Linked DNA regions of Homo sapiens: region 2 is linked to region 1. Evidence: read pairs that join two places in POLR2A ChIA-PET (ENCODE). Cell type or tissue: GM12878. All regions are shown on one strand. Each heading gives the region's core, and the rest is flanking DNA. Links, peaks and the distances in the headings are about the cores only. Region 1 overlaps PDE7B (phosphodiesterase 7B). Region 2 overlaps AHI1-DT (AHI1 divergent transcript).

The links. Peaks named below come from ENCODE experiments on the same cell type or tissue, not always from the same donor. Only the 100,000 strongest peaks of a DNase experiment are listed, where the experiment ranks them.
Region 2: POLR2A ChIA-PET joins it to region 1 with 5 read pairs; 2 of 35 experiments call an interaction of 5 or more read pairs at or near these places.

Annotation. Positions count from the first base shown.
Region 1 is chr6:135,886,729-135,894,728 of GRCh38, forward strand. All of the region lies in intron 1 of PDE7B (phosphodiesterase 7B), which reads left to right. Among named protein-coding and RNA genes, the nearest start is that of PDE7B, 39 kb to the left of the region's middle. In GM12878, for the core only: no CTCF peak of the experiment used is centred there; no DNase peak of the experiment used is centred there.
Region 2 is chr6:135,550,259-135,562,074 of GRCh38, forward strand. The region is part of intron 2 of AHI1-DT (AHI1 divergent transcript); the gene reads left to right. Among named protein-coding and RNA genes, the nearest start is that of AHI1-DT, 58 kb to the left of the region's middle. In GM12878, for the core only: no CTCF peak of the experiment used is centred there; a DNase peak (open chromatin) is centred at 5,513.

The DNA.
Region 1 (8,000 bases), core at 1-8,000:
AGTGTATATATACTACATTTTCTTTATCCACTCATTGGTTGATGGGTACTTAGGTTGGTTCCATATGTTTGCAATTGCAAATTGTGCTGCTGTAAACATGCTCGTGCATGTGTCTTTTTTGTATAATGACTTCTTTTCCTTTGGGTAGATACCCAGTAGTGGGATCGTTGGATTGAATGGTAGTTCTACTTTGAGTTCTTTAAGGATCCTCCCTATTGTTTTCCATAGTGGTTGTACTAATTTACATTCCCACCAGCAGTATAAAAGTGTTCCCTTTTCACCACATCACACCAACATCTGTTGTTTTTTGTCTTTTTAATAATAGTCTTCTTGCAGGAGTAAGGTGGTATCTCATTGTGGTTTTCATTTGCATTTCCCTGATGATCAGTGATGATGAGCATTTTTTCATATGTTTGTTGGCTGTTCGTAAATCTGTTGAGAAATGCCTATTCATGTCCTTTGCCCACTTTTTGATGGGATTATTTGTTTTTCTTCTTGCTGATTTGTTTGAGTTCCTGTGGCTTCTGGATACTAGTCCTTTGTTGAATCCATAGTTAATATTTGCAAAGATTTGCTGAGCATTTATACTGTGCAAGACCTTTTGTTAGAGGCTGGAGATATAACAATGAGTCTTGCTTTCAGTACTTTATAATTGCTCTGCAGATTAACTGTACAGACTTAAAATAATTTTCCCTAACCTGTAACCCTACCAGAAAAATAATTAAGAGAATATGAAAGGATCTGCTTAAATCAGAAAAGTGAACGTATCAGTTAGACTAAGTAATGATGGTGAACCCAATATTGACAAAGATACTAAATATACACTTAAGTTTGATATTTATTTAAATGTTGTGTACTGTATTCTGCTTTCAAAATTATTAAGCAAAGATTTGTCCTTAGTAGTTACCCAGTATTTACAGAGAATATATTAATTAGGGGCTTTATTTTATTGAAAAGGCTTAATTGGCTATGCAAATCTACACCCTCTCAATTATCTACATTTGGAGCAAGTTTACTTAGTTGGTCTAAATAAGCATAATTTGTGGCAGTTACCTTGGTGTTGTCAAATCTAAACCTTTAAACAAAAAATAAATCTCATGTGACCTTTTCTGAATGAATTCTCATTGTTTCTAGCAGCCACCTCAATCTTTCAGCCCAATGTTTAGATTCCCCTGTAATCCAATCATGATTTACCTTTTGACAGTTTACTCCCTACTACTCCCCAATTCTTTGTTCTACTGCGCTTACTATTTCCCTGGACATATATTTGTGATTATTTACATCATCTTTCATCTTGCTATGTCATCTCTTAATTCTCTCCAACTATAGTACTATTGGCATTTAACAAATTCTTACTACCTGTGAACTACTGCATTGAGTGCTTTTGCCTATATTATCCCACGTAATTGCTATGATACCTCTATGACCTCAGTGAGTTTCGTTTTAAAGACTTTTATAAACTGAGGCTTACAGACACTGAGTAACCTCTTTACAAGAAGAGGACTACTTAGTAAAAAAGAGGACTAAGTAACCTGCTCAAGGTCACACAATTAGTGTGACCTTCAGTTAGTTATTGAACCCAGATCTAACGGCAAATCTAGGTACCTAACCATTATGTTCTGCTGCTTCCAAGGACTTAGAGCTATGCTACTGGATAATTATCTTTGGGACCTCAGATAAAGTAACTGACATTTCTGAGCTCCAATAAAGCTGAAATACACACGTGTGTGTGTGTGTGCATGTATAACACCTTAAATAGGTGTGCATGTATAACACCTTAGAATAGGTTCTTGTTATTTTATTTATACTTATTATAGGTATAAAATATAGGTATAAAATAAACATCACTGTTCTGGACTATTTAGAAATATAGATCCAAGAAGAACAACTAATGTCGACAGTAGGTGTACTAGTTTAAAAAATAAATATTATAAAAAATAAGTAGTATAAAAAATAAATATTATAGGTATAAAATAAACATCACTGTTCTGGACTATTTAGAAATATAGATCCAAGAAGAACAACTAATGTCAACAGTAGGTGTAGTAGTTTTGGTTTTCTGTGTTTATAAATATTTTTTCTAATTATATAATTCTGGTGTCCAGAAGATAAATGTGATTAATATAATCTACCACAAGCACATGCCCTTAAGGAAAACAAGCAGAAATAAAACAATAAGAAATACTATAAATACATCTAAAGTTGTGTGATTTCTATAAGTTACAAGTGAATTTTACTAAATATCTAGTCTAGATGATTTTCCCAGTGATTCATCCCTAACTTCAGTTTTGAGCAGAAATTCAGTTCTAAAGTTTGCCTAATAATATAAATGGAATCTTTTACTCAGCAGGTTGATCTTCCAGGGGTCATGCCCAGTTAATAGATTCTTGAGGACATCTTTAAATTCTCTTAAATTCTAAAGGAATCCTGAGGTTTGAATACAATGACCCACCAACAGATACCCCAGGCCTATGTTAGAGTATAGGTCTAATGTGACTCAGGCTCTCACTGAACCACCTTCAACCTGACCTGGGAAGACCCTGGCTCTCTAGATCCACCATGTCCAGCTGTCTCCAGCTGAACAATTTTTTTTTTTTTGACAGAGTCTTACTCCGTCACCCAGGCTTCTGACCTCAAGTGATCCGCCTGCCTTGGCCTCCCAAAGTGCTGGGATTACAGGTGTGAGCCACCGCACCCGAATGGTGCTACCAATTTTTTTTTTTTTTTTTTTTTTGAGATGGAGTCTCACTCTGTCATCCAGGAGTGCAATGACGCAATCTCGGCTCACTGTAACCTCCACCTCCTGGGTTCAAGTGATTCTCCTGCCTCAGCCTCCTGAGTAGTTGGGATTACAGGCGCCCACCACCAGGCCCAGCTAATTTTTGTATTTTTAGTAGAGACGGGGTTTTGCCTTGTTGGTCAGGCTGGTCTCGAACTCCTGACCTCAGGTTATCCGCCCACCTCAGCCTCCCAAAGTGCTGGGATTACAAACGTGAGCCACCGCACCCAGACGGTGCTACCATTTTTTTTTTTTTTTTTTTTTTTGAGATGGAGTCTCACTCTGTCACCCGGGAGTGCAAATGACGCGATCTCAGCTCACTGCAACCTCTGCCTCCTGGGTTCAAGCGATTCTCCTGCCTCAGACTCCTGAGTAGTTGGGATTACAGGCACCCACCACCACGCCCAGCTAATTTTTGTATTTTTAGTAGAGACGGGGTTTCACCATGTTGATCAGGCTGGTCTCGAACTCCTGACCTCAGGTTATCCGCCCACCTCAGCCTCCCAAAGTACTGGGATTACAGGCATGAGCCACCACACCCAGATGGTGCTACTTTTTATATCAGTCTCAGTGTGTGAATTGGGCAGGGACATGAGTGTACCAATTGTTTGATGTATATAATTATTTTCTACTTCGTATGATACATGATTCACAATAATTTACAAACTGATAAAACAATAACATTTTAAAAAATGAATTTCCATTATTAGAGATTTCTGAAGAAACATAATGTTGGGATATGGTGGACAAGCGAAGAATTTCCTTACAAAATTATTCTTTACTCTCTGATTGTTTTAACACCGTAAGTTTATCAGACAGGTTCTAGATATTTCCTATGGTACTTAGAGCCACATGCAGATTGTTTGTGCGTTCAAACTGGTCAAAGTTGCGGACCAGAGTGCTGCTATTGATTTGTTTCACTCCGGTGAATGTAAATCATTCATGTTTGGCAGCATTTGTCCTACTGGAGATAAAACATAAGGAATATGTGCACAGCTTCAAAGGTGCAGCTTGACTGTGATGGTAACCCAGCACGCAGTGGGTATGACTGGCATTTTTGAGAATACATCATAAACTCTCCAAGGAGTCTGCACCATCTTCCCTGAGATCATTATATATCCACCAAAATGAGGAGAAGGAGAAGAATGTGGCAAGAGATCAAAAGAGGCAGTCACTATAAACTCACCTATTTTGTTGATGCAAGGCAAGTTGCACTAAGTTTAGGAAAGCAAAAAGATACTCTTCGAGGTCCGGGGAGGAAATGCAGAAACTGCTAATGGGAAAACGAGCATGGTCCATATAGGACTCTGATATTAGAGTTGTTTTTTTTCTACCGAGGCTGCTCTACCCATGAGTATCCCCATCTTCAAGAAACTACTAAAAGTTGAAGTGTTTATTCACGTGTTATTTTCGAACAGTTAACTGTATAAAAGAAAGGCATATTTTCTTTTCCTGCATCCATAAGCCATGTGCCAAAAAAGCTCTTGTTTAACATGCTTCTTAGGATTAAAAGGGTTTCTGCTGCAAACAGGTCTGAATTACATACGCATCTTAAACATGCCTCAGCTTTAAAGGGACACATTCTTCAAGTGAGGCTGCATTTACAGGCGCAATAGATTTTTCCCTCGGCATAAGCCAAAGAGCAGAGACATACTTTAATATTTCTGACAAGATCTGAACTATAATATTGTTCTGTTTGGAAAATTAGGCTTCAAAGCAGAAGCCATACATTTATTTTCAAGATGAGAACCCAAAGAGTAACAAAAATGATTAGAAAAAGAATCTGAAAGAGTGAGACTCATTAAAATGAAAATCTTTGTGTTGATGACTGCATATAAAATCATAGATCATTAGGGCTAAAGGAAGAATGTATTTGCCAGATGTTGAAATGGCAAGATAGTTTCATCTCTCCCTACCATCTGTTAAGAATTCCATCCACAGGTCTCATTAATAATCCTTGGGAAAACAAGGCAACCTTCAGGAGCATTGGGAAAATTATGGATGCATTATAATGAAGTCAGAGCAAAACTGAGGTGAGAAATTCAAACACCTTCTAAACGCGGAGCTCCTAACCAGTGGTCCACGCCAGAATCATCTGAACACAGTGTTTCAAAATGTGCATTCTCAGGCTCCACTGCCAGCCATTTTCATTCATTTGGGTGTGGAATGAAACCTAGGCATATGAATTTTGAAAAAGCCTTCCAAGTGATTTTGATGATAATTCTGGTTAAGAAGAGAAAGCATGTTCTACCTTGTCATTATGTATCTACTACCTTTCCAGTAGATTGCAAACTCTTTTGAAAGGATTCTGTCATATTTACCTTGTGTCCTCTGCTGTCTGTAGCATAGCTGGACTGTAAGCTTGAGGAAGGAAGAGAGCATGCTAGTTTTGTTTATTATCATAATTACTCCTGCCCACCCCTCCCACTCCAGTCCACAGCTAGAAGAGCACATGGTCTATAGTTGGTACCCAAGAAATTGAATTAAAAAAATGAATACTAGGAATTTAATTATATCCATATGGATTTGAATTGATTTTCCTCTTTTCTGATATTATTGTTTACTATGTACCCAGTGAGTTCTCAAATGCTTATTGAGTGAACACACTGAATTTTGGAAGTTAAATATGAGTCACTTTCAGGGGCTTTTGAGTGGTATTTGTAGAAATAAGTCTCATGACTTTATATTCCTGCCCTCTTTCTTTGGGCTTCTATGAAATATATCTTTGGCTTATCCTAGACTTGCTGAGAGCAGCTTAATTATATCGGCTTTCAGAAACGTGAGAATCAACTAATCCAGACTAACAAAACAAGCAGATACAGTTGATCCTGTGACTTCAAGTACCTTCCCAAGTGGCATTATTAATAAATCTTGACTCACAGTACTAGCATAATGCATTATTTTTATAGCTAATGCATCAAAAAGTTATTTGATCCATATGACCATATGATTTCTAAGGTCCTATAATCTGAGTTCTATTCTGAGGAGATATTTCCTATACTTTCTAGTGAAGCATATGAAAGGAAATGAAGCAGTTCTAGTCATTAAATAATTACTTCCATCAGTACATACATAGTATCGGGTAATAGGAATATATTATAATAGCTCACCTCTTCTATATTATTCAAATACCATTTGCTGATAACTGGAAATAAGAAAGAATGCTAAAATTGATTGACATCTAACATGAGTTGTTACTTATTATGGGTCAGCATCGAAGCTCATATATAGAAGAGACGATTTGAAATGTTCAGCTAGCCATCTTCATAGGAATTACAATAAGTTGAATATTTCTCAGTATCTTTAGTAAAGATGCCTATGCCTTATTTACAGTGTATTTGCAATGGACCAAGCTGAAGCTGTATAAATGAGACATATGCTTTGTTTCCATGTTCACTGTTGAACTTATGCTCCAGAAAGTCTTCCTTATTCTCTTCTACCCATAATCTTGCCTCTTTTTGAATCCACATGGCATTGATTTTAGAGCTCATTTGTGCACTTTTCTTGTTCTGTCTTCTTTTAGATTTCTACCAAATTGTAAATACCTATAGGGATAGGAGCCTCTTTTTTTTAATTATACTTTAAGTTCTAGGGTACATGTGCACAACGTGCAGGTTTGTTACATATGTATACATGTGCCATGTTGGTGTGCTGCACCCATTAACTCGTCATTTAACATTAGGTATATTTCCTAATGCTGTCCCTCCCCCCTCCCCCCACCCCACAACAGGCCCCAGTGTGTGATGTTCCCCTTCCTGTGTCCATGTGTTCTCATTGTTCGATTCCCACCTATGAATGAGAACATGCGGTGTTTGTTTTTTGTTCCTTGAGATAGTTTGCTGAGAATGATGGTTTCCAGCTTCATCCATGTCCCTACAAAGGACATGAACTCATCATTTTTTATGGCTGCATAGTATTCCATGGTGTATATGTGCCACATTTTCTTAATCCAGTCTATCATTGTTGGACACTTGGGTTGGTTCCAAGTCTTTGCTATTGTGAATAGCAGGTGCTGGAGAGGATGTGGAGAAATAGGAACACTTTTACACTGTTGGTGGGACTGTAAACTAGTTCAACCATTGTGGAAGTCAGTGTGGTGATTCCTCAGGGATCTAGAACTAGAAATACCATTTGACCCAGCCATCCCATTACTGGGTATATACCCAAAGGACTATAAATCATGCTGCTATAAAGGAGCCTTTCTTAATCATCCTGTGTCTCCTGCTATGATAAGCACATAGCAGGTATCTAATTGTAGACTCTCTGAATTGATAATCACTTATATAGAAATTAATAATGACAATATCTTCTTAATCCCAAGAATAATTACACCATCGTCATTGAAGTGAAAAGAGAACATTTAATTTCAAGTTTTGAAGTCTTTTAAAAATAGATATTATAAGCTGATTTAAAGTAGATCTTTTAACCTGTCACCAAAAGCATTTATTCCAGTTAAAAACTTGATCCGTTTATATATTCATGCATAATTTATATTCCACCCACTTCCAAAAATTAATTGAATAGGCCACTAAGGTGATAGGTGATGCCAGTTAAGGAAATTACTAAAATATCAGTAACAAAACCTACCATAAAAGTTTTATTCCCAAAATCATCTTGGTATTTTTAAATGTTTCTAGGTTAAAATGTTAACCACATCTATATGCTTTATTTCTGTACCAAATAGAGTTTGGGAAGGCTTATTTATTAGACGTTTTAAACTAGTTCCTAGTTTATTATGTGATTCTATCTCAAACATAGCATTTTATATTATTTTTCTTTTAATTGACACTGTTTTGTAAATGTTAAGAACTATAGAGTGAATTTAAATGTATATTTAAAAACCTACGTGAAAGATACTTTAACTCCCGCCTTCAAGTGAATTCAAATAAGGAGAATTCCAAGGAGTGGGGAAATTAGCCAAACACTTTTCCGTCTCAGGAAAGCCATAATAACAAGAATTATAACCTGTTCCTATTTTTCTTAATAGGTGATTTGGGGTAAGGACTCCAAGGAAACAAGAGCGTTCTGTTCTAAGACAGAAACATGAGGCAAATGGAGACAAAAGGAGAGAGGAGACCCCAAGGACAATAGCCTCCCACATTCTCTCCATCCAAGGCACACATGCCAAATTGCATTATTCCAATGAGCTCTGCACAATTAACCTGTCCAAAGGGGTTGCGTGGCTGATGTTTAACTTTCCACCCAGCTACGTTGAAATGTA
Region 2 (11,816 bases), core at 1,589-9,588, 330 kb before region 1:
AAACTTAATGTTTGATTACTGTTTAAAATGCTAAAAAATATGATCCAAAGTATCAGTGCTTAGAACTAGAAAACCCAAATAGCTTTAATCCTTTTTGGGGGCTTTCTTTTCACCCCCGTGATGTGTGGGTGTGTCAAACGTGGATTCCTTCCTGTTGTTCTGTTTGCTGGAGCAAAGAATCATGTCTTGATAAATTCACAAGACTAGTGAATTTCATCTAGTGTAATATTGAGGAGTCCAGATCATGGAGAAGGTGTGGCTAGGACTGGTACCCCCCAAATACTGTCATCTCCAATCACAATTCTGGAAAACAGTTTGATATAAGAACATCAATGAAATGGTAATTTATTACACCAGTAGAGTGGAGCTCAGCTATGGAGACACAAAGCCTGGTGAGACTTGGAAATCCTGGGCTTAGGCCGTCAGTTTCTGGGGTCTGTTAAGAGGATGCAGAGTGCCAGCCACAGAGCTGAGTGTCAGAGAAGGGCTATAGAATAGGGGAGGAGGAATAGAAGAGCCACTTGGTGTTCTTGTTGTAGGAGGCACATTAACACATCAGAAATGTTCCAACAGAGACCAAGCTAACAAACTGGAGACCATGAAATGCAGATAGTCTCTGGAGACTACACATCCAATGTCTGAATTTTCTAATTTACTTTTCAAGGCAAAGTCATTGATACCATGTTTTTCTCCACAATATTTTTGCCTGTACCAACCAAGAGATAACATACGGCACTTCCTAAAACAATACGATTGCCTTCTGGATTTTCTTCCAAATCAGTGATACCTGTTCTCCAAGTTTTGATGATGACACTGTCTTTAGCTTATCAGAAGGTGGCCATGGAAGATGCTCAGTCAACGAGCAAGATTCATATTTCTTCCTGAAATGGTTTTGAAATAGTTGTTGCGGGAAATGTGAAGGGATTGTGGTCATGCAGTCATGTCACCAGAAATAACCAAATTTATCCGCAGCTGTTGTCAGATACAATCAATAGCAAGATAAGCCTCAATTTCAAAGATATTAAAATGTGAAACTTAGAATTGAATGAATTATTAAAATGTGAATCTTAGAACTGAATGAAATATAGTAATGTGAAAAAATTTAAAATCGAATAGAGCTTTTTTTTAAAAACATGGATCTTGCTGTGTTGCTCAGGCTAGAGTGCAGTGGCTATTCACAGGTGCAATTATAGTTCACTGCAGCCTTGAGATGGCTTCATTAATTATTTCCTTTAATCATTCAGCAAATATTCACTGAACATCTTTATGTACAAGACCTTGTGGTAAAACTTGCCACCCATTTTTATTTGTTGCTTATGCCTCCTTCTAGGTTTCTTAATTAGCTTAGCTAATAGTTTATGAAATGTATTTTTTATTCCAAAGACTGAACTCTTCTATTTCTCTATTAGTTCTGCTATTTTCTATTTCATTATTTTTGTTTTAATTCTTGTTTCCTTTCTTTTATGTTTTTTTACAACTGTTTAATTTAAATGTCTTATAAACTTAGTTGTAATCTTAATTATTTAGATATATAAGTATTTAAATACATACATTTCTCTCTGCTCTAGCCATATCCTATTATTTCTATTATGTGGTATTTGAACTACTGGTATTTCCTAGATGCCTTACTATTTTGATTTAGAGTTTTTCCTTTGATGCAAAAGTTGTGTTAGAGAGAAATTAAACTTACATGTAGCAGTATATTTTGTTTTTCTAATTTTGTGATTAATTTCTATATTTGTTGTAGTAGAGGATGTTATCTACATGATTTTTACTTTCAGGAATTTATTCTTTTTTTTGTGGTTTGACATATGGTCAATTTTGAATATGTTTAATGTGTAATTGAAAAGTGCGTTGAGTTTGATTTAAATTAATGTATCTATCTTATTGATTAGGTCATTTGGCTCATTATTTTTTCTTCTACTTAATCTGTATCATGAAGAGATGACTTCGTCTCCCATATTTACTTGTGTTTCTGTGTTTCTTTTTGTATTTCTTGTTTCTATGAATTTTTTTATTATTTGTGCACAAATACTCATAACTGTTAGATTTTTATTGTGGGTTGTAGGAATTGTTCCAAAGTACCTCTCTTTGTCATATTTTGCACTTTGTGAGTTGAATTCCACATTGTCTGATATCACTATCTTGACCCTGCTTCATTTTGTATTTGCCAGGTAGGTCTTTATTGATTCTTTCAACTTTCCCATGCCGCTTTGTTTCAAACTTAGCTTTTCAGTACACCATGTTTTACTCTGTGATCTCTTTTTCTTTTATTACCTTTCTATTTATTTTCTCTAAAAGATATAGTCTTTGGTTTCTAATAGGTATTTTTAATAGCATAACATAGCTACACAGAGCATTATTTAGACTGTACATGAGTTACTTGTTTTAAACAACAATTATCCCTTCTTCCCCTGACCCCTCACCCTCCCTCACAACCACCTTCCTATTTGGATGAGTCCTCTGTACATGGCATGGCCAATGGAGTCCACAGACTGACCTGTCACTGCCATGGCCACAGCAGTTCTACATTCAAATGGATTCATGTTCACTGCCTCCACTTTTGCCATAGCTTCTTCTTCCTTTTATTGAATGGTTGAAGTTTGTTTCTTTAAGAAGTCTTCACGGGACCATAGTTCTTAAATTCATCCATGTTTGAAAATGTCTACTGTTTGTCTCTTTATGCCTGGAGAACACTTTATGCCTGGGGAAAACTTTATGCCTGGAGAACTATAAAAATCTCTGAAGTGCATAATCATTTCCCTGAAGACTTGACAGAAAGTTGAAATTTATCTGATTTTTTTCCCTTATAGATGACCAGATTCTTCCTTTATCTTTGAAATTTTATATATTCACCAGAAAAGATACATTACCAGTTTGATCGCTTTCATGCATTTTTGCTGAAACATCATGTGACATTTGAATTTGTAGATTCAAATATTTATTTAAAAATGATTTTTAAGTTATATTTTTGAGTACCTTTCTGGGTCTTATTGTTTTCTGTTTCATGGACCCTAAATAAATGTATACTTCATTTCTTTTGTCTGTCTTCCTTCCATAGCTTTACTTTCCTCTCTAGTCCTTTTAAACTCTTTTGGTTTGGCACAGTATTCTCAAGCTTGTTCTTCAGGTCCTTGAATTTGTTCTATCTGTCCTCCTTTCCGTGATATCTAAATGTGACATTCATTTTTGTGATGGTCTTATTTTCCCCTTCCATTTCCACCTAAGTTCTAGCATTTACAGAGGTGGTTCTTTCATTAAGTTCTCCTATCCAGGAGGACAGTTTAAAGTTTTCATCAGCTTCATGACAATACATTTGAGGTATGTGTTGTGGGCTTGTATCTATTTTTGGAAGAGGTTGTATTTCTTTTCTTTTTTAAGAGTGTTTTTACTTTGATCTCATGCTTTAAAAAATATCTGATCTTTGAATGAGAGAAAGTCTTTTTCTCAGCTCTTAGTTGAACTATAGAATAGTGCTATTTTACCCTAATCTGTCTCTAATATGATTATTTACAATGGTTCAAATGCATTTTCAGCAGAAAAATTGTTTTTTTGAATAAGTTCCAAACTTGCTTTCCTTATTAAAAGAAGCTAGTTGGAACTTGGGTCTGTGTGCTTAATTTTTAAGCAAAATGGAGCTTTTGCTCAAAATGGAGCTTCACTGCTTTCATTGGTTATAAAATTGAACCTCATGGGAAGTGTAAACATAAAAAGCATAAAGAAGAAAGCAAGAATCACCCATAATTTTTACCACTTAGAGATAATCACCATCATTTTGATGTATATAAGACTGTAATTTTTAAAGTATGTAAATTTATGTGACACATGTTTGTATATATAGTGTGTATACACACATACACAGATAAATGGCAGATATTTGCATGTGTGTGTATACACACACATTCATACATATATGTGTACTTAGTATATATATACACATACATGTGCTCATACTATACATACGTAATAAAGTGATCTAACTTTGCTTTTTCCCTAAAGGTCAGAGCTGATGTTCTCAAACCTTGCACAGAGGTCAGCCCTAGGGCACAAGAGCAAATTCATAGGGTGGGTGCCATGGGAATTGAAAAAAGTTTTTTCTTTATTTTCTCTAATTCTGATCCTGACCCTGACCCCAAACCCTAACCTTAACCCTAACCCTAACCCCTGGAATTTTAAAATTATTGAGAAAAATATAGTGAATGCTAGATGACCAGTTAGTGGGTGCAGCGCACCAGCATGGCACATGTATACATATGTAACTAACCTGTGCAATGTGCACATGTACCCTAAAACTTAAAGTATAATAAAACAAACAAACAAACAAACAAAAATATAGTGACATTGATATCTTTTAGATACTTTTTGAGATACTAAATGGAAGTAGTTCATTTTATAGTTCTGTCTTTAGATTGAGCTATGTTCCTTTCAATGATGTTATCTTTGCAAATCTGAGTTGATGAAATTAAAAGCAAGTAAATACCCTGTGAAAATTATCTGGGAACAGGAAACGAGGGTGGCAGTATTCATTCTAAGTCCAAGGCTTGAGAAATTGTGCAGTGCCCAACATTAAACAGATCCCATTAATAAGTAATTTGGTTAAGAATGACATAAAAATAATATTTCAATTTATGTGTATTATTTCTTTCAAGCATGGAAATCTGTGCCCGGCAAAACCCTCAATCAAATATATGGCATAAAAAAGATATTTTTAGACCCCTAAGATCTTAAAACAGTTACCTCTCTTCTAATTGGTCTAAAAACTTTCTCAGGAACCTGTTGGAGAATGTACTCCTTGGAAATAAGGAAGAAAGAGGATCCAGGGAACAGGAGTTTCACCACAGAGGAGCAGGAAAGGGAATTCCCAGTATGATGGCAAGTTGCTAAATTAAATGTTTTGCCCATTATTTTTTACTGGGCTGTTGGTCTTTTTCTTATTGACTTAAAGAACTCTTTATTATAGGAGATAAACCTTTGTTGTGTTGCAAATTATTTCTTGAAATGTTTTTACCTCTTGAATTTGTCTTTGAGTTTCTTTTTTCTTTGCTCTACAGAAACTTAAAATATTTATTTGATCAAATTGATTAACGTAAGGATAATTTTAACTCTCAGATCCTGTGACCCTATTAAGTTAGATACTATAACTTACAGAAACTAAGCCAGCTGTCTGACTTCTTCGGACTTTAGATTTGTTATCTGTAACATGACGAGTCTTCTGCTAGCTATTTGTGAAGTCCCTTCCAACTGTGATTATTGATCAGTATTGACTTCATGTGATGGGAAGCTTTTGACAACAAATTTAAATTAGCTCCTGGAAAAATTCTAGAAACAATCAACAACAGGATTTTAGATAAAACCATGATATTAAACATCATAAAACCACAAAATATACAGATTGAAGTGGCAGAAAAATTCAGTGACTACTGCTGAGACGACATGGAGAAAGAACACTTCCTCATTTTGTCTGAGGCCTGGTGATTCAACGGCTGTGTGAACGGAAGGTAGGGCATCAGCAGGCCTGGAAATATCAAACTGGTCTCTACCAAGCTTCTCACTAGCAAAAAGGAAAGAGACGGGAACTTGTTGAAACTCCCCCTGCAGCATGTTTTGGACACAAACATTTCTTATTGTTTTTTTTTCTTTTTTTTTTCTGTGAGTGACAACTCATTCACAAAAGAGAAAGGTGACCAGAGAGCTTTGAAACTCATTCACAGGCTATAGGGAACTTTCCTCACTCTCTGAGCTCCTCCTTAGCTCAGGTAGGAGATGGGGAAGGAGTAGGTGATAAAAGGGAGTTCATATTGCCATGCTTTTGCAACTCTTTCCCCTTCTCCCTAAATTGCTACCCCATGGAACTTTGGTTCATCTGCTGTCCTTATGTAATGCTCTGATCTGGATGCAGCTTTCATTAGCAATATCTGCAAACAGGAATGAGACATTGCATGCATTTGTTCTGAAATGATACTAATTTTAAAAACTATCTGCAAATAAATACAAGTGCTTCTCAACCAGTGTACATCTTTCACATTGCTTTGTCCAGAACATGATCAGTGAAACTAAATCTCTAGCCTCTGCACTAGACTCTTTTTAAATTTTTCATATTTTCCATTGCTGGTTAGTATTTGTTCTCACATGTATATAGAGATAAAAGCATCACAGCTATATAGCTTGTGAAGATTTCGTTTGGCCCTGTTGAAAATTACACAGTCAGAACCATTTCATTAGTATCAAGCCTCTGTCAAGATGTATGGTTAGAAATTGAGTAAGCTTGGAAATCCGTTGTATTTGCACACATTTGAGACATCCAGTGGGGCACCAGACTATAAAATAGCTGGCTTAGCAGACTAAATGGAGTAAATGCATTAGGTTTTTGCATTTAGAATCTAAGAGCATTTAGAATCATCATAGATGAGTTCCAAATGAGAAAAATAATATATATGCATTTAAAGCAAACTAAAACGTATTAGAGAAACTCTATGTGTTAGAGTAAATATTTTGATAGTCATTGTAAAGCTGTTTTAATAATGATTTTATATGGCCACATGATGCCAATTACTTAAACATGCTAGATATCTTTCATTGTAAAAATAATGCAAAAATGTTACAAACTATTCAAATATAAGGAAGAACACAGTGTGACTACCTTAACACACCGTTGTGTACATTTTTCTGTCCATCCTTACAGGTATTTGCCTTGTGCAGATTTTTTACATAGTTGTAGTTGTATAATTCAAGCACCTTTTTGCATTGGCTGCATTTTTACAACTTTATTTATAAAGGTAGAAATAGCAACAATCTTTACATATTTGTAGTGTAACTTGCTTAAACATTACTCTTATGTTGGATATTCTTTTATTTTCTATTAAAATATCACTACTATAAATATATATTCATATATATACACATAGAAAATAATTTTTTACTCAATTTAGATTATATTAATAGGAAGCATGATTTCAAAGTTAAAGTGTAACATATTTTTTATGGTTCTTGATACATATAGCTAAATTGCTTTTGGAAATGATTGTACATATTTAGAATGCAATTAGCAATGTATAAAACTGCCAGTTTCACTGCACCACCATCAAAACATGATTTCTTCAATAAACTATTTAATAGATTTAATACTTAATAATACCTTCCTGGGTTTTTTTGGTTTTCTTTTGTTTTAAATTAATGCCTTGGCAGAATAGGGTCAATGCTGCTGTGGAAATATAGTCATGGAGCAAGAAATTCAAGACTTTTTTTTTTTTTTTTTTGGTGTAGTTTAGCAGGAAAGGTGCAGAGAGTGTGAGAAAGAAGCCATTTCATCTGGGTGCGTGGTGAAGTATAGAAGGGTTCCTATTTAAAAATCTAGGGTTTTTCTCCTACTTTTTAAAAATTTGGCCTATTCTCCTATTTCCTTATGACTGTGTAAAGAAAAAATCCCCACCACCTGCCACTTTAATAAGAAATGTACTATTTTGTTCCAAAGGGCACTTGTTTTGCATGTGTCAGCTGAAGACAGAGGCTCATGTGAAGCTTAATCTGGACGGAACTGTGCAGTCCCTACCACCATCACAGCTCTAGAGCCATGGAAAGTCCAACAACTAATTTCTGGGCACAGTTTACTGAGGAGGAAACTTTTGATTCTATAGTCTGTCTTTGGGGACTCCAGTAGATTTTTTTGAAGTATGTTTAATAATGTCTGGTACGTGGAAGTCCTGAGACTTCAAACAGCCTCAGACCATTTGGCTCTTGGTCAGTTAGAGCAGGTGATTCAACTGCTTCTGCAATAGGTAGCAGGCAGGACACAAAAGGAGCTAGCCAAGGACTTATTGCAGTTGAGACAGGAAGGAGAGACTGCAACAGCCTGCTACCATGAAAGGTGTATGTGTGTGTGTGTGTCTGCATGTGAGTTCATTGGCCGGGGTAGTAATGGTGTTTAGGACTACATTTGTTATCTAGGTAATGTAGGGGCAAGGGAAATGAGATAGCCCTGTTTTTGTTTTCAGTGTTTTCCTTCAAGGCCTGTTTTTCTCTCTGGGTTGAGAACTAGGACCATTTTCCTGGTTACTGTTTCTACTACTTAGGGAAGTGTAGGGAGAACATACCTTCCTGTGTGTGAATTAGAGCAAAGGCCAAGTCTCTATGTGTGCATGTGCCTGCACATGCCAGTGTTCTGCATTTGAAATAGGTCTGGTGGGCCATTAAAAGGGACACGGGCTTGAGCGTTTTTGGTCTTAAAGGTAGGGGTGACTTAAGCAGTTATAGCCTTTGTAGAAAGAGTCTATAGAACCAGACACATCGAAGGTCTAGGAGAAGAAAAAATGGTTCTCCTGGGAGAACAACATTCCTGGGAGATAGTTTACCTACTAATGAAGATATGGCTGATCAGGCAATAAGAATTGAAGGAAACAACCCTTGATGGTGAAATTGGAAACCACAAGGAAGAGAAAATGATTGAAGTCATGGGGATGGTGTACTTGTCACGGAAAAGCATGTTGAAGATGGGAAGAAATAGAAACAAACTTAGATGTGGAGACCTGAGTGGAAGGAGCAAGTAGAGCAGAAACTCACAAATGTAAGGTCAGTTTTACATTTGTCACTTTAGAAAATCAGAATTAAATTTATGTTTTAGGAATTTTAGGATAAAATAAATAGGCATTCTTCTATCTTCTTAAGAGTATTGTGAGCATTATAGTAATTCAGTTTCCAGGTATATGCACCAAAGAATTGAAAGCAGGGATTTGAACAGATATTTGCACACCCATGTTCATAGCAGCATTATTCACAATAGCCAAAAGGTGGAAGCAACCCAAGTGTCCACTGATAGATGAATGGATAAACAAAGTGTGGTACATGGCATATAACCCAGTCTTAAAAGAGAGGAAATTCTGATACATGCTAAAACGTGGATGAACCCTGAGGACATTATACTGAGTGAAATAAGCAAGTCACAGAATGATAAATACTGTATGATTCCATGTAATCATAATTATATTCCATGTAATAAATACTGTATAATTCCATGCACTCTAAGTAATCAAAATTCATAGAGATAGAAAATACAATGGTGGTTGCCAAGGTCCAGGGGAAGGGGGAATAGGAAGGTAGTAGTGTTTAATAGATACAGAGTCTCAGGAAGATTAAAAAGTTCTAGAGATGGAAGATGGTGATGGCTGCACAGTAATATGAATGTACTTAATGCCACTAAACTGTATACTTAAAAATCGTTAAGATGGCAAATTTTTTGTTATGTGTATTTTACCACAATGAAAACAAGTGGAGGGCTCAAAAATATATACATTTCATAAAATTACAGTAATCTGACAACCACAGTTTTCGGACCACTAGAGTTCATTAATAGTGATTTAAATTTTTATAGCAATTGAAAAAATCTGAGATCTTTCACAAACACAAGATTTAGTTTAGTCCTTTATAGTTGTTCCTAAAGTTGTCTATTAAAATTACTTATTAAACTCCATAAACACACAAAATACAAATGTCTGGGCCCTGCCCCAGACCTATTGAATCATACTCTCCAGGGATAGATGCCAAACATTCACATCTTAACAGGTGCTTCAGAGGACCCTTATGCAGCAAAAAAATACAAGTGCCCCCCCACACCCAAATTACTCTTCCCTCTTTAGACCTGGGGGTAGGCCTCTTGGGGATCATGCAGAGAAAAGATCTTTTAAATTTTATCCTTTCAACAAATGTATGAGAGGCTAGTCTGGGGAAATAATACTTCTTAATCACCTTGATAATTTATAAAAATGCATAAGCATTTTATAAAAGGGAATAAGGGAGGACCAGTAATAAAAGATGTAATTATTGCCATCTTTGGTGAGTGGAAGTTTAGTGTCAGGTATTTGATTTAGAAAAATAAAGAAATGTGACAGTCCTACCACTTCAAGCATTGTAGAAGTATATATATGTCTGCGTGTGTGTGTGTGAAATATATATTATATATATTACTATTTTTTCCATTGCCTTTCATTAAAAAAATTTTTATTTTACTTTAAGTTCTGGGATACATGTGCAGAATGTGCAGGTTTATTGCATAGGTATATGTGTGCCATGGTGGTTTGCTGCACCTGTCAACCCGTCATCTAGGTTTTAAGCCTCACATGCATCAGGTATTTGTCCTGATGCTCTTCCTCTCCACCTCTCCCATGACAGGCCCCAGTGTTTGTTGCTCCCCTCCCTGTGTCCATGTGTTCTCACTGTTCAACTCCCACTTATGAGTGAGAACACGTGGTGTTTGGGTTTCTGTTCCCGTGTTAGTTTGCTGAGGATGATGGCTTCCAGCTTTACCCATGTCCCTGCAAAGGACATGATCTCATTCCTTTTTATGACTGCATAGCATTCCATGGTGTATATGTGCCACTTTTTCTTTATCCAGTCTATCACTGATGGGTATTTGGGTTGGTTCCATGTCTTTGCTATTGTAAATAGTGCTGCAATAAACATACGTGTGCATGTATCTTTATAGTAGAATGATTTATATTCCTTTGGGTATATACCCAGTAATGGGATGGCTGGGTCAAATGGTATTTCTGGTTCTAGATCCTTGAGGAATCACACTGACTTCCACAATGGTTGATCTAATTCACATTCCCACCAACAGTGTAAAAGCGTTCCTATTTTTCCACAGCCTTGCCATCATCTGTTGTTTCTTGACATTTTAATAATTGCCATTCTGACTGATGTGAGATGGTATCTCACTGTGGTTTTGATTTGCATTTCTCTAACCATCAGTGATGTTGACCTTTTTTTCATATGTTTGTTGGCTGCATAAATGCCTTCTTTTGCGAAGTGTCTGTTCATATCCTTTGCCCACTTTTTGATGGGGTTTTTTTTTTTCTTGTAAATTTGTTTAAGTTCCTTGTAGATTCTGGATATTAGACCTTTGTCAGATGGGTAGATTGCAAATATTTTCTCCCATTCTGTAGGTTGCCTGCTCACTCTGATGATAGTTTCTTTTGCTCTGCAGGAGCTCTTTAGTTTAATTAGATCTCATTTGTCAATTTTAGCTTTTGTTGGAATTGCTTTTGGCTTTGTTGTGATGAAATCTTTACCCATGTCTATGTCCTGAATAGTATTGCCTAGGTTTTCATCTAGGGTTTTTATGATTTTGGATTTTACATTTAAGTCTTCAATCCATCTTGAGTTAATTTTTGTATAATGTATGAGGAAGGGGAGTCCAGTTTCAGTTTTCTGCATATGGCTAGCCAGTTTTCCCAGCACCATTTATGAAATAGGGAATGCTTTCCCCATTGCTTGTTTTTGTCAGGTTTGTTGAAGATCAGTTGGCTGTAGATGTGTAGTGCTATTTCTGAGGTCTCTGTTCTGTTTCATTGGTCTATATGTTTGTTTTGGTACTAGTAACATGCTGTTTTGGTTACTGTAGCCTTGTAGTATAGTTTGAAGTCAGGTAGTGTGATGCCTCCAGCTTTGTTCTTTCTGCTTAGGATTGTCTTGACTATATGGGCTCTGTTTTGGTTCCATATGAAATTTAAAGTAGTTTTTTCTAATTCTCTGAACAATGTCAATGATAGTTTAACAAGAATAGCATTGAATGTATAAATCACTTTGGGCAGTATGGCCATTTTCATGATATTTATTCTTCCTATCCATGAAGATAGATTTTTTTTCCATTTGTTTGTGTCCTCTCTTATTTCGTTGAGCAGTGGTTTGTAGTTCTCCTTGAAAAGGTCCTTCACTCCCCTTGTTAGGAGTATTCCTAGGAATTTTATTCTCTTTGTAGCAATTGTTAACGGGAGTTCATTCATGATTTGGCTCTCTCCTTGTCTATTGTTGGTGTATAGAAATGC